Linked DNA regions of Homo sapiens: regions 1 and 3 are each linked to region 2. Evidence: chromatin contacts called from ENCODE Hi-C data. All regions are on one chromosome and are shown on one strand. Each heading gives the region's core, a stretch centred on a gene start or an enhancer-like site at or near the end of the contact. The rest is flanking DNA. Distances are from core to core; before and after follow the strand shown. Region 1 holds the start of UFSP2 (UFM1 specific peptidase 2). Region 2 holds the start of TRAPPC11 (trafficking protein particle complex subunit 11). Region 3 holds the start of ACSL1 (acyl-CoA synthetase long chain family member 1).

The links. Hi-C counts contacts between places; a loop is a spot of excess contacts on that map. Pooled maps may share reads with other maps.
Region 1: a map of naive thymus-derived CD4-positive, alpha-beta T cell shows a loop between it and region 2 (29-fold over the local background). The contact joins the promoter of UFSP2 here to the promoter of TRAPPC11 in region 2. A Hi-C loop is called at or near these places in 3 of 168 maps with a recorded cell type or tissue (naive thymus-derived CD4-positive, alpha-beta T cell and posterior vena cava) and 8 of 50 pooled maps.
Region 3: a loop to region 2 is called in a map of CD8-positive, alpha-beta T cell, with 12 times the contacts of the local background. The contact joins the promoter of ACSL1 here to the promoter of TRAPPC11 in region 2. A Hi-C loop is called at or near these places in 3 of 168 maps with a recorded cell type or tissue (CD4-positive, alpha-beta T cell, CD8-positive, alpha-beta T cell and naive thymus-derived CD4-positive, alpha-beta T cell), 1 of 37 single-sample maps with no recorded cell type and 12 of 50 pooled maps.

The regions. Positions count from the first base shown.
Region 1 is chr4:185,424,331-185,429,174 of GRCh38, reverse strand. It overlaps UFSP2 (UFM1 specific peptidase 2), which reads left to right and starts at 3,211. Exons shown (of 12, transcript NM_018359.5): 1 at 3,211-3,309. The coding sequence starts at 3,307. It overlaps CFAP96 (cilia and flagella associated protein 96), which reads right to left and starts at 2,921. Exons shown (of 8, transcript NM_001114357.3): 1 at 2,779-2,921. RefSeq lists enhancers at 2,908-3,267, 3,338-3,447.
Region 2 is chr4:183,656,284-183,660,642 of GRCh38, reverse strand. TRAPPC11 (trafficking protein particle complex subunit 11) reads right to left here and starts at 1,350. Exons shown (of 30, transcript NM_021942.6): 1 at 1,196-1,350. It overlaps RWDD4 (RWD domain containing 4), which reads left to right and starts at 1,458. Exons shown (of 8, transcript NM_152682.4): 1 at 1,458-1,714. The coding sequence starts at 1,691. RefSeq lists silencers at 1,039-1,328, 1,699-1,908, 1,723-1,943 and enhancers at 675-1,462, 1,419-1,548, 1,463-2,251.
Region 3 is chr4:184,824,384-184,828,691 of GRCh38, reverse strand. It overlaps ACSL1 (acyl-CoA synthetase long chain family member 1), which reads left to right and starts at 2,724. Exons shown (of 21, transcript NM_001995.5): 1 at 2,724-2,776. LOC105377587 (a long non-coding RNA gene) reads right to left here and starts at 2,521. Exons shown (of 3, transcript XR_939564.4): 1 at 1,721-2,521. RefSeq lists enhancers at 1,546-1,825, 1,996-2,045, 1,652-2,155, 3,406-3,475 and a silencer at 2,276-3,235.

The DNA.
Region 1 (4,844 bases), core at 1,962-4,461, 1.8 Mb before region 2:
AATACTGGGATTCAAAATTCTCCAGATGAGCCCTCCCCCTTGACTCTCCGTATGAAGTGCTCACAAATTACAAAGGAATGTACAAGATCTCATCGATTACACTGCCATTTATCTGTTGGAAATGATAAAATTATTACTGTACGGTGTATTATAAACAAATCCTTCTTTTGAGAAGTTCAGGGTAGATTTTAAAATCATAATTATATAAGGCAGACATTTTTACAGTTTAAATACAATGATTTCAGCATCCTGCATTGTCCCTTATGTTGAAAATATAACAGCTTTTCAGGATGTACAACACATTGAGGTATTACCCTACAACTCTTGAGGTTTTTTTCAAGTTTAAATAAACATAATAAGTGTGTCACTGGCAAAATTATAAAGGGAATGGGGAAGAGAACAATTATTTAGGCAAGATAAAAACGAGAACAAAAACAAAAATTCTACAATGAATTCTGAGTATTTGTTAACAGGTATACTTCAACTCTGAGCTTTCTTTGGAAATGACCACTTCAAACAAAGGTGAAATATTAAACATGCAACTCTTTATTTAGAAATTAATTGTTTTAAGACAGAGTCTCTTTTTTTTTTGTTGTTGTTGTTGTTTTTTTTTTTTTTAGACAGTCCCAGGCTGGAGTGCAGTGGCATGTTCTTGGCTCACTATAACCTCCGCCTCCCAGGTTCAAGCGATTCTCCTGCCTCAGCCACCTGAGTAGCTGGATTACAGACACGCGCCACCATGCCCAGCTGTTTTTGTATTTTTAGTAGAGACAGGGTTTAACTATGTTGGCCAGGCTGGTCTCGAACTCCTGGCCTCAAGTGATCCACCCACCTCGGCCTCCCAAAGCGCTGGGATTACAGGCATGAGCCACCGCGCCCGGCCAGAAATTAATTTCTAATAGTAGACATGTTATTTTTAAAAAGGAAGAGGCCCAAGGAGCTAAGAATACTTACCTCTATCCCATTCTAAAGTTTTTAAAGCACCAATTATGAGCTAAGCACTGGGCATACATAAGTGAAGAAAACAAACATTGGGTTAGTCCTCACAGTTTGTAATCCAAAGTAAGAACCATTTTTTTTTTTTTTTTGAGACAGAGTTTCGCTCTTGTAGCCCAGGATGGAGTGCAATAGCGCGATCTCGGCTCACTGCAACCTCCGCTTCCCAGGTTCAAGCGATTCTTCTGCCTCAGCCTCCCAAGTAGCTGGGATTACAGGCGTCTGCCACCACGCCCAGCTAACTTTGTATTTTTTAGTAGAGACGGGGTTTCACCATGTTGGCCAGGCTGGTCTTGAACTCCTGACCTCAGGTGATCCACCTGCCTCGGCTTCCCAAAGTGCTGGGATTACAGGAGTGGGCCACCGCGCCCGGCTGGTAAGAACCTTTTACCTTAAATTTATTTATTTCTTTGCTTATTAAGATGGAGTCTCGCTCTGTCGCCCAGGCTGGAATGCAGAGGCGCTATCTCAGCTCACTGCAACCTCCGCCTCCTGGGTTCAAGGAATTCTCCTGCCGCAGCCTCCCAGGTAGCTGGGACTACGGGCACCTGCCACCACGCCCGGCTGATTTTTGTATTTTTAGTAGAAACGGGGTTTCACCATGTTGGTCAGGCTGGTCTCAAACTCCTGACCTCAAGTGATTCACCTGCCTCGGCCTCCTAAAGTGCTGGGATTTCAGGCGTGAGCCACCGCGCCCGGCCTTTTACCTTAAATTTAAAGCAAGCTGTTTGAGTGCCTCTCTGCAAGCCTGCCTGAAACTGGCTCACCTGAGCATGAATCATTGCTAATACGTAACACCAAAGGGGCAAGTGAAGATTCATTTTAAACTGAAACATAACTAAATACAACGCCCTTCCCCACATCCTACCTCTTCCATTAATCAGAGATGCTTTAAAACCAAACTTCAGTCAAGATTTAGTACTTTCATTTACCTTATATTTCAAAGCTCCACGGCACAAGGGCAGGAGCTGAGACAGGTTCCTCCCTCTCACGGTATCCCCGCATCTGCGCAGCTCCCGGCACACAAGCGAGCCAGGGAGGAGGGAGGGAAGAAATTCTTGCCTAGAACTTTCCCATCACTTAACTTTTTTCTTATTAATTTTTTTTTTTTTTTGAGACGGAGTCTCTCTCTGTTGCCCAGGCTAGGAGTGCAGTGGAGCTGTCTTGGCTCTCTGCAGCCTCCGCCTCCCGGGTTCAAGCGATTCTCCTGTCTCAGCCTCCCGAGTAGCTGGGACTACAAGCACCCGCCACCATGCCCGGCTATTTTTTTTTTTTTTTTTTTTTTTTTTTTTTTTTTTTGGTATTTTTAGTAGAGACAGGGGTTTCACCATTTTGCCCAGGCTGGCCTCGAACTCGTGAGCGCAGGTGATGCGTCTGCCTTGGCCTCCCAAAGTGCTGGGATTACAGGCGTCAGCCACCGCGCCCGGCCCGCCACTACTTAACTCTTATTGAGCAACATTTACAAAATTATTCATTCACTTATTTAACAGATATTCTGCAATCCCCTTCGGGGCAAGCTTGCTGGTAGAAACTAGAAACAGATTTAAGAAGGCATAGATGCTGCCCGCAAGGAGCTTACAATCTATTAGACAAGAAAATAGAGCATAGCCGAATTATGGCACGTTCCCTTGCAAAAGGTACGGATGGAGCGTCAGGAGAGGTGAAGAAGGGGCAGAAAACTGGAGGAGGTGATGAGGAGTCTGTTTCCCAGAGAGGAAACGGAGGCTGGGAGGTGGCAGGTATCTAAGGGGCAACACCTGGCGTCCGCGAGGACCAAGTCACCTTTCTTGAGGACACCCACTCCGACAGCCGAGATCAGGTTGCCCCAGCTCGTCCAGGTTGCCCCAGCTTGTCCACGTTAACTGCGCTGCGGGAGCGGCGAGGGTTCCCAAGCGCGCGACACGCCTGGGCTGCGCAGCGCCTCTGCACGTTCCACCACAGCTGGCGTTTATTGTGTGATGTGTTGCCCCGGGTACGGGAGAATCCATTCCAAGCACGCTGTGGGAGGATACGAGGAGATTCGAATCCGCATCGAAGAACACACAGAAGGATGTGTGAGCTTCTGTAGGACAGAAAAGACTTAACTAATAGAATTTACCAAACATAAGTCTTCGGCTACCCGCCCCGCCTCGCCGTCCGCGAGGGACTGCGGTGTGGTACGCTCCGTGACGTCATGCCGCCGAGCATGTCGGGAGTTGTAGTTGGTCCGCCCGGGCCCCGCCCCTGGGCCGTGCGGTGACACCACTTCAGGGCCGGCCCCCGGAACTTTTGGGCAGGCGTCAGCGCCCGTGTCACCGCCACGTCGCGGACATGGTGAGTATCTCTGCTCGTCACCGACCCCTGTGTTTTTCCCCGGACTTTGGCAGCCGCCACGAGCGGGCTTCACAGCGCCTGAAAGGAGCTGGTCCTGCCGGGGTCCAAGATGGCAGCTGCGAGCTGCGTGGGCAGGGCGGCTCTCCAGTTCGCCTGTCTCCGCGCTGGGCCGGGGGGAAAGTGCCCTACACAAGTGTGCACCCCGCCTCGGCCACCTTGGACACGCACCCCCTGCTACTTCTCTGTGTGAAAGTATTTTGAGAGACTTCGGCGTTTTTGAAGCCTTGCAAGAAGGGCTTAACCTGGGACAGGCGCAACTTTCTTCGGATATTATATTCCCCTAGTTCCCGTGGTATTTCCCTCCCCTGGTTTCTCTCCTGTCTCATTGCTCAGCAAGGTTCTCCAATCCCTATCCTAAATGGTGGTGCTCTTCAGGGACGCTTTACACCCTATGCGTTCTCCTAAAATTTTATCTCTAAGTTAGACCTTTCTTCTGAGCTCCAGACCCACAAATCTGCTAACCGTGCCTCCACTTGGATAGCTCATATGTATTTCAAGCTCAGCAAGTTCCAAACTGAGCATTTCCACTTCCCCACAGCCCACACCTGCTCTTCCTCCAGGAACCCCCAACTCTGTAGATGGCACCACCATACATCCTGTTGTGCCTGCCCAAAACCTGGAAATCATCCTTGACATCTCCCTCTTCTCAACTCCCCGACATGCAGTCAATAATCAAGTCCTATAGATGCTACTTCTAAATGTCTGTCTGTTGTCACTGTCGCCACTCTTACCATCCTTGGCCTTGAGATCTATCCATCTGGGGTAGTCACCTAAGTGGTCTTTTAAGCAGATCTTCACTCATCGATGGCCCTGCCTGGAATGGGCTATTGCACCTTCACTCACCCTTCAGATCTCAGCCTCAGTATTATTTCTTCAGAGAGTATCTCAGCTAATTCGGAAGTCTAGGAAGACTAGTGCTTTTATGAATGATGTCTTGTGGAATCTTCATAACAACCCTGGGAAGTTGTGTATTTTTCCAGTTTTACAGAAGAGAAACAGACTTAAGTGATAAGTTAAATTGTGTAAAATTGTACAGTAAGTAGCAGAGTTAAAATTTGTTCTTTCCTGTCTAACTTTTATCTTCAGTATCTTTAAATATTTTTTATTTAAATGGGTACATACTAGTTTGTTTGGTAGTATTCTTTATTTAACTGATTTCTTATTAATAGCTATTTAAGTGGTTTCCATTTATTTTTCTGTGATGAACAACGGTAGAATAAATGGACAACATGAAGCTAAATTTGTCCTGAACTTTCTTGATTGTTTCCTTAGAATAAATTCTCAGAAGTAGAATTGGGACAAAGGGTATATGATCTTTCAAAAGATTACAATTTTAGAATAAATAAAAACAGTGACCCTTATAGAAATGTGACAAAGGATTTGTAAAATGAGAAAAACTGTATTGGTACCTATTTAATACTGTTCTGAGGATTGGAGTAAGTATGTATGTTTAGCATAGTGCCTTTTACATGTTT
Region 2 (4,359 bases), core at 101-2,600:
AATAACTCCAGAGGCCCAAAAGACATAGCTGTGGTCTTTAAATATGGAGTTGAAATAAGAGGAACTAAAAATGACTGTCATCCAATAGAAATACAAGTCACATAAATAAATTAAAAATTTCTAGCAGTCATATTAAAAAGTAAAACGTGGATGGAATTCATTTTAATATTCAATTTAACGCAGTACAGTATGTCCAAAATATTATCATACTGACAATAATATAAAAGTTATTAATGACATATTTTACCTTTTTTTGTACTGAGTCTTCAAAATCTGGTGTGTATTTCACACTCACAGCACATCTCAATTCAGACTAGCCTATTTCAAATGCCTGATGTAGCTACTGGCTACAGAACTGGACAGCAGAGATCTAAATTATGGGAAATGTGTCCCAAAATTGCTGCACGAAAATTGTATCAGAAAGTCTTGCCACATTCTCCTATGTCACCTGAAATGGTCGTGCTTATTCTGCAGCAAAGGAATTTGAATGAGAACCCCGATAACGCACAGGCGCAGATCGAATGGATTTCAATGACAGGCTGGAAGGAGAAATTTTCAGATATCCAATGGAGCAACCAACGAAACTATACACGAAAGGAGGCGCAGCTATAGAAGGTGAATAATGGATGGGAGATCAAGTAATGCAAGGGAAGTAAACTGGAAACTAGCGTGAAAGATAAGAAAGGTGACCCAATCAAATTGGCAACTAAAAAAACCCCAAAACCTAATGTGGTTACTTTTTTTTTCTTTTAACTAACTGGAAGTTCAGGGTGTTAGGACACAAGGCTGCTAAGAATGGGATTCAGAGATGTTCAACTACAAAACGAACAAAAGAGGAACGACAGTGTGGGGACGAAATGATGTTTCGATGTTAAAGATGAGAAGCAACAATCCAACGTAGGAGAAACACCGTCCCCATGGTCCCAGTATCTGTTCTGGTAGCTCCAGTGAGGAAAGGTAGAGAAATAACCTTGCAGTCCCTAAAGGCAGATATCTTCCTCCTCTTATTCCCCCGTCTTAAACCTGGGAGGCCCTAGAAACGGGTGCGTCTTTCCTCGGGTCTAAAAGAGAAGTGCCAGGATTGCACCCGTCGATGGGATTGCAAAACGCAGGCCCCCAAACCAGCATTGTTAAGAGCTAGCTCTCTTCCTCGGCGGTCCCGCCTGGCCCCGCGGGTCTCCGGGCCCGGACTCACCCAGGCCCCACGCCCCGGGCCCGCTGCAGCTGAGGCCGGTCGCCGCCAGCCGGGAGAAGACGAGGGGAGGCGGGGGGATGTCACAGAACGCCGTGGCCCGTCCCCACCGCCGCAGCCCCACAGCCAGTTCCAACAGGCGAGACTTCCCTGTACCCACCTCCCCCGGCACAGGAAGCACTTTCTGGGCCTGAGTGACCGCGCTCTACACCAATCGCTGTCCCGGAACTTTACGCCGCTCCTCCAAGCGTCAGGGAGACGCTGCACTTCCCAGGCCCCACCAGCCGCGGCTCCGGCTCGTAGCCCACAGCCCACTGCCGGCGGCTGGGCGCTGCCGAGGCTCGGGGCGCGCGCAGTTGGCGTCTGCCAGTGCCAAGACTGTGCCGCCCCCACAGCCGAGGCGCGAAAGGGGGACGCCCGGCCTCTGGGCCGCTGCCTTCGCTTTCTCTTCGTTGTTGCGAACGCCGTCCGCTCAGGAGGCGCCCCGCGACCGGCGCGATGAGTGCCAACGAGGACCAGGAGGTGAGCCCCCCGGCTCAGGGCCCTCTCCCAGCGCGGGCGCGGCGCGCAGCCCCGGGCCCCCGTGAGACCTGGTGCCCGGACAGCCTGCCCGGCACGTGCCCTGTGCCCTCGGAGCCGGCCGGGGTGCCCCGAGTTCACCGGCGTCCCACCCAAGCGCGCGTGAATGGCCAGGAGTCCGCCTCTGCCACTCTTCCCCCCTCATTTTTCATTTTTGCAAATCCGGGAGTCTCCCCTGGTTACTTAATAACAGGGATGAGCGTCCTTGGTGCACGATCCAGTGCTCTTGGCTCTCCTTGAATCCCATGTGTTCAGTGCCTGTTTACTGAGTTAGGCTGATCACCTTTAAATTTTAGTCTGGTCATCTTTAAATCTCTTGGCTAGTAGAGGGCTAATTGAGTTAGTTACATTTCTCATGGAAGAAAATGACACTGGTGGTGCATCTGAGTTTCTGTCCATATTGTTTGGGGAAATCTTTTACCCATCTGTCTGTTTTGAGCATTCATGTACCACCTGAATTTATGGTTTATGCTCAAATATTTCCTTGTGAGATGCCATTTTGACATTGAATCATATAATATTAGAGTTGGGGGGTGGGTGCTACGGGCCATCTGTAGGGGAACCTTCTAACTTTGATAGGTGGGTCGATGATAGCCGCAGGGCTGCACAGTAAGTACGTGGTAGAATCGGGACTAGAAACCAGGTCTTATTGGGTGGTAGATAAGTTCACTGTTAATTTAAAGTATAATGCTTGAAACTTACTACTTTTACATGATAAATGTAATAGAATCTCTGGATTGGAAGTTAACCTTTAAAGGACCCAAAGTCCAACAAGCTAGCTAGTTGATATCTGAATCTCTTCTAAAATATTCTTGCCGGGTGAATTTCTAAGTGAATGCGTTAATAGCTTCTTCTCCCTGCAAAGCAAAGAACATACAGTGTAATGTTTCTCAGAGTTGGACCATAGTCCCCTACCTTAGAACCATTTAGATGGTTGCTAGAAAACAGATGCGTGCACTCCACCCCAGACCTACTGAATCAGAATTTCTGTGGTGGGCCCAGGAATCTCCAGTTTAACAAGAAAATTTCATTCTTCTTTCAGATGACCGATGTTCTGATCTTTGAAGATAGTTTCCTGCCCAGTTTCTCAGACCTTCTCTGAGGAAGTGGTTCCTTTTAGCTTGTCTTCATATATCCATTCTTTGTTAATCTCTTCACTATCCTGGAATCACGTGTTTGTGGACAGATTTTAATTTTTTAAATGTCCTGTTTCAAAATTGTGGCATCTTGCTGTTTTGTCTAGTTAAATTTACTGTCAACTGAAATCTTTTAAGTGCTTTATACAAAGCAATTTGTCTTTCATCTTCAACTTCTACATTTAGGTATCTGAGTATTGATACAAGTTCTACTTACCCTGCTAAATTTCATCATTAGCTTGCTTTTCAAAGACTTTTTGGATTCTTATTCAGCCATCAGCATTATTCACTGTCCCAACAAATTGTCATCCACAAATTTAATAAACTTGCCTCCTATTTTTGTACCTGTCCAAGTCATAAATTAAAATATGGGAAAGGATTAGGGACAGAAGGAGTAGTACTATATCTTGAGTAAGGTTTTTGTTCCAATCTAATCTTAGTTATTCTTGAATCCGGCTTGAATTTCTGTATTTTGTTTTTTTTTGTTTTTTCTGTAAAGGTAGCAAGAGAAACCTGTGGAGCCTGGCTGAAATCTATATAGTCGGTGTTTTATGCCTTTCTTCATTGTGCCAATCAAGTTTCCCTATCTAAGAAGGGTATATCTTGTTTTTCATATACTTACTAGGTCTTAGGGTCTACTCCTTAATGTCCCAGTTCCTCACACACTGTTTCTTCAACAATGTCTTTTTGCTGTTGTTGTTGCTATTTTTGAGACGGAGCCTCGCTCTGTAGCCCAGGCTGGATTGCAGTGGCCCGATCTCGGCTCACTGCAACCTCCGCCTCCTGGGTTCAAGCGATTCTCTTGCCTCAGCCTCCTGAGTAGCTGGGACTACAGGCGCCCATCACCACACCTGGCTAATTTTTGTGTCTTTAGTAGAGATGGGGTTTCACCGTGTTGGCCAGGCTGACCTCGAACTCCTGACCTCAGGTGATCCGCCCGCCTCGGCCTCCCAAAGTGCTGGGATTACAGATGTGAGCCACCGCGCCCAGCCAATAATTTCTATTCTAAAATTTTGACTGTAGATCAAGCCCACTTTCACCATCTTTAGTTTGTAGAATTCATGACATGCATCTTTTTGAAAAACTTAAACGTGTACCCAAGTGCAGTCTTGCTTTACTTCTTTTCTCAGGTATTCATCGGTGATCACAGTGATGAACTTCTCAGTTGTAATACCAAAATGTTCTAAGAACTATGTCCAAGCAAGGATTACTAGTTACATTTTCTCTGACAGTCCTGTCTCATCTTGGGTAGATACTTGTCAGCCTTTTTCTTAAGTTCTTTTTCTTGCCCTTAGGTGTTTTTTAGAGCTTTGTATCACTGTGGGAAGGATTACATATAAAAGAAATGTATGTAAATAATGGGAAAGTATTGTTTTTCATAGTTCTTATCTTTAGGTTTAATGCTCTTTGCACCCAGGTTCGTCTTTAGCCAAGTTCTAAGAGCGCTTGCTC
Region 3 (4,308 bases), core at 1,475-3,974, 1.2 Mb before region 2:
TGTCTGAGGTAGGTATTATTCCTGATTTAAGGAGGATGCAATGAGGCTTGATGTGGATTCACCCACCCCAAAGCCTGTGTTCTTAACCACTATGCAATACTGCCTCCCATCAAAGTCTCTATCTCAAGTCCACAAGACAACCCCATACATTGTAAAACTTTTTGGAGTGATTAGATAAAAACTTTTTTGTTTTTTTTTAAGTGTGTGTGCTGAAAGAGACCTAAGAGATTATTTAGCCAAGCCCCCTTATAGCCTGAGGAGAAATCTAGGTTCTAAGGAATGAAGTTGCTTCCCAATGTCACCTAGAAGTTCCTGCCAGAAGGAGTGTGAACTCAGGTCTGATACTGGGTTGTGTGCCTTTCCCAGCCTTGAGTTGGAAATCACCTCATTAAGGGCTAGAGCCCAGGGAGAGGCACCCAGTTTAAAAGAAAAGTGTCTTGAGGAGAAGACGTAAGGTGAGACAGCCAGTGACGACCATCCACATGTTACGGGTTGAATTGTCACCCCCACATTCCCCAAGTTCATATGTTCAGGGGTTTGTTGTTGTTGTTGTTGTTGTTTTGAGACAGAGTCTTGCTCTGTCTCCCAGGCTGGAATGCAGTGGCGTGATCTTGGCTCATTGCAACCTCCACCTCCCTGGGTTCAAACAATTCTTCTGCCTCAGCCTCCCGAGTAGCTGGGACTACAGGTACGCACCACCATGCCCCGCTAATTTTTTTATTTTTAGTAGAGACAGGGTTTCACCATGTTGGCCAGGCTGGTCTTGAACTCCTGACCTCAGTTGATCTGCCTGCCTCGGCCTCCCAAAGTGCTGGGATTACAGGCATGAACCACCGTGCCTGGGCATTCAGGTATCTTAGAATGGGACCTTACTTGGACATTACCTCATGATTACAGAGGTCATCAAGTTAAAATGAGGCAATTCGGGTGGGCCCTAGTCCAGTATGACTGGTGTCCTTATAGAAAGAAGGGATTTGCACACACACACCACAGGGAAGATGGTGTGAGGAGACATAGGGAGAAGATGGGCATCTGCAAGTCAGAGTGGCCGGGCACACATGCTCTTTCATGGGCCTCGGAAGCAGCCAGCCCTCCCACGCCGTGATTTTGTACTTCTAGTCTCCAGAACCAGGACAGACCATACATTTCGGTTGTTGAAGCCACTTAGTGTGTGGTACTTCGTTCCAGCAGCCCTTGAAAACAATAGACCACAGAACTTGGGAGGTGCCTGCAGAGGTTCTGGGGCTGAGGGACCGGTTGGAGAAGAGGAAAAAGGAGAGGCAAAGATGACAAAATCACGGATGGGGAGGCGAGATCTGGACAGAAAAACCAGGGATTAGCCAAGCGGGAACCAGTGAAAACGAACGTGGAGTCCATTTTTTCTAGATCTGGAAGATGGAGATCTAAAAGGACTGAGCTGCTAGAGAGGTTGCTGGTGTGTGCGTTGTCCTCACCCCACTGCACCACTGCGCCCAGCACACTGTGGGAGACACCCAGGGAAAGTCCTTCAGTTATTTGTGGGAGTGAACTGCAGTGTGGCTGAGGCCTGGAGCGAACCACGGTCAGTTTCCCCTGCCTGCAGCCCAGGCATAGCCCTGCGTTGGTTGTGCCCACACTCTGGGGGCAGCCTGAGTGCCAAGTGTGGTACTGCTCTCACTAGCATTTAACCTCTGTGCCCCAGCTTCCTCTTCTGTGAAAGGACAGTAATGACAGTACCTACCTCACTGGGTTATGAAGATTAAATAGAATAATGTGTACGCAGTGTTTGTAGCAATGCCTGGCATCAAGCACTGGGTAAACAGTATCTATTATTATCAAAGGCCTTTACGACAACAATCATTCTTCAAACGGCCCTCCAGCGAACGCTGGGCGCAAACTCCACGGTAACGGGGACCAATGTTGTTAGAGGTTGAGGTTCCTGGTAGGTCCCAGGTGCTAAAAGGAAGAGCAGCCTTTGGGATGTGAGCCCGAAAACCATCGTGTTGGCTTCTGAAGCCCCAAGATGGGCATGGCAGGGACGCGGAAGCCCTCAGAACCGCGGAAGCCCTCAGAACCGCACAGCAGGTGGCCGCCGTGGTGCAGCGCGCAGTCGGCCCTCAGCTCCCCTGCACCGGCGCGAGCTGCGGGCGCTGCCCACGTCAGGCTCTGCAGACACCAGACAGAAAAGGTCTTCCGGCCAGGGAGCGTGGGGGAAACCCTGTGGGGCCGCGCCCGTCAGTGTCAAGGAAAAACGGAGAGGAAGGCCCTTGCCTCCAGGGCCCTCGCAGCAGAATTCTGCCCGGCCTGCCAGGAGGCCAGCGGGGCACGGGCTGAGGGTGCAGGATCCGGAGGGCGCCGCCCGCCCCTCGGGCATCGCGGGGCCCAGGGTCCGCGGGGCCTCTGAGCTGAGGCGGTCCAATGTACCCTTTGTCCTTCCTCAGATTCATTATGAAATCCGAGGCAGTCTGGGCGACTCCAGCGGCGTTCGCCCGCCGCAGCCTCTCGACCGCCGGCCACCCGCCAGCCACGCGCGCCCAGACAGGAGGGCGGCCGGGCGCTCGGCGGGGCGGGGCCTGCCGGGGGCGGGGCCTGCGGGCGGGGCGGGGCCGCGGGAGGGCGGGGCCGGCGCGGCGAGCGCACCAGCAGCATCCTGGCTCAGCCGCGGCGGTGGCGGGGGCGCAACCAGCGGGCCGAGGCGGCGGCGCCAGCGGCGCCTTAAATAGCATCCAGAGCCGGCGCGGGGCAGGGAGTGGGCTGCAGTGACAGCCGGCGGCGGAGCGGCCGGTCCACGGAGGAGGTGAGTGCGCCCGCCGTGCGGAGCCGCGCCTGCTCCCGCGGCGGTGCCCGGGCCCCGGCCGAGGCGCCGGCTGACGTTGCCCTTCAGGGCCGAGCCCGGAGCAGCGGCCGCCGCGGAGGCGCGTGAGCCACCCCAGGCTCGTGGGGCCGCGCCGCCTTTCCGGCCTCCTGCCCGCGGCCCCGCTTCCCTCGGCAGCCGGAGGCCTCCGGGGTGCCCGTGCTGCCGCAGCTTCCTGTGTCTGAGTCGCGGGCGGCGCGGGCGCGGGGCTGGTGCGCGGCCGGGGATGCGCGCGGGACCGACCCTTGTGTGTGCGGCGGCGGGGACCGGCCCGGCGAAGCAGCCGGAGGCCGCGCTTCGGCTGGGAGGAGGTGGCCCAGCTGGGCCGCTGACGTTGCCCTCGTCCGCGGCCCCCGCCTGCCCAGAGGCCGGGCTCGCGGGCGTTCGGACCGCGCGTGGGGCGAGACTGCACTCGCGCCCGCTGAGATGCCGGCCCCACGCAGCGCGGCGGCACGAGGCCCACAGGCAGCTCAGAGGCCGCTGCCAGAGGCAGACATTCTCTCGGTGACTCCAGAGGAGTGCCCGTGGCCCTTGCACTTGGCCGTGGAGTCATTGATCTAAGGAGTGCTGGCATTTTTTGAAATTGAGAAGCAAAGATGATGTCTGTCACCTGGCAGCGTAGACGGAGAGTGGCGGTAGATGACTTGAATGGACACGTGGATTCGAGTCTGGGGACAGGCGTTCCCCCAGTCGGTGCGTTGTGAGAGTGTGGAAACCCCTTCCCCACTCAGTCCAATTTCAAGGTTATGGAGCATAATTAAGAGTGACCATTCTAAAAGCGTTCTCTAGTGCCCTGGCTAAGACTTTTAAGCTTCTTGGTGCAGGAGTGTCTAAAGTCCCGCGACTCTCACTGCCCTGTCTTTTATTTTCTTGACCTTTGATTAGCGTTGAGAGAAACTGGTTAAATCTTGCAGTTTCTGCCACCCATTTCACAACTTAACCTGTGATTGTCCCAAAGAAAACAATTATTGGCTTCTTGCTAGCAAAAAAATCAAAGGCTTCCGGTTGATTGTTTCTTTCTTTTTTTTCTTTTTTCAAGTGGACGTGGAAGGTTAGGCTGGCTAAAACTTAAAGTTTGAGTTGTAGGTCTGTGCTGGGTAGGCTTGAGAAGATGGAGCTTTTTAAGGAACCATTGCTCGCCATCAGATTGGAGCCAGACAGTGCAGTGTGATATAGTGGAAAAGGACCAGGTCTTGGGAGACTTACTTTCTTGTTCTGACTCAACTCGGAAAACACCTCCCTAGTCTGAGGCCCCCCTCCTTATATTTGTGAACAAACTGCATTAGACTAAAATCTTTCACGAGTCCAAATTCTGCGACTAGAAAAATAAACTTGTTAGCCGCACACCTTATACCTCTCCCCTTTAAAACAGACATATTAAAGACTTCTGTTTTCTGAATTTACTGTAAACAGAATACTTAAAAAAAAATTACCCAGACAGGCGTGGTGGCTCACTGTAATCCCAGCACTTTGGG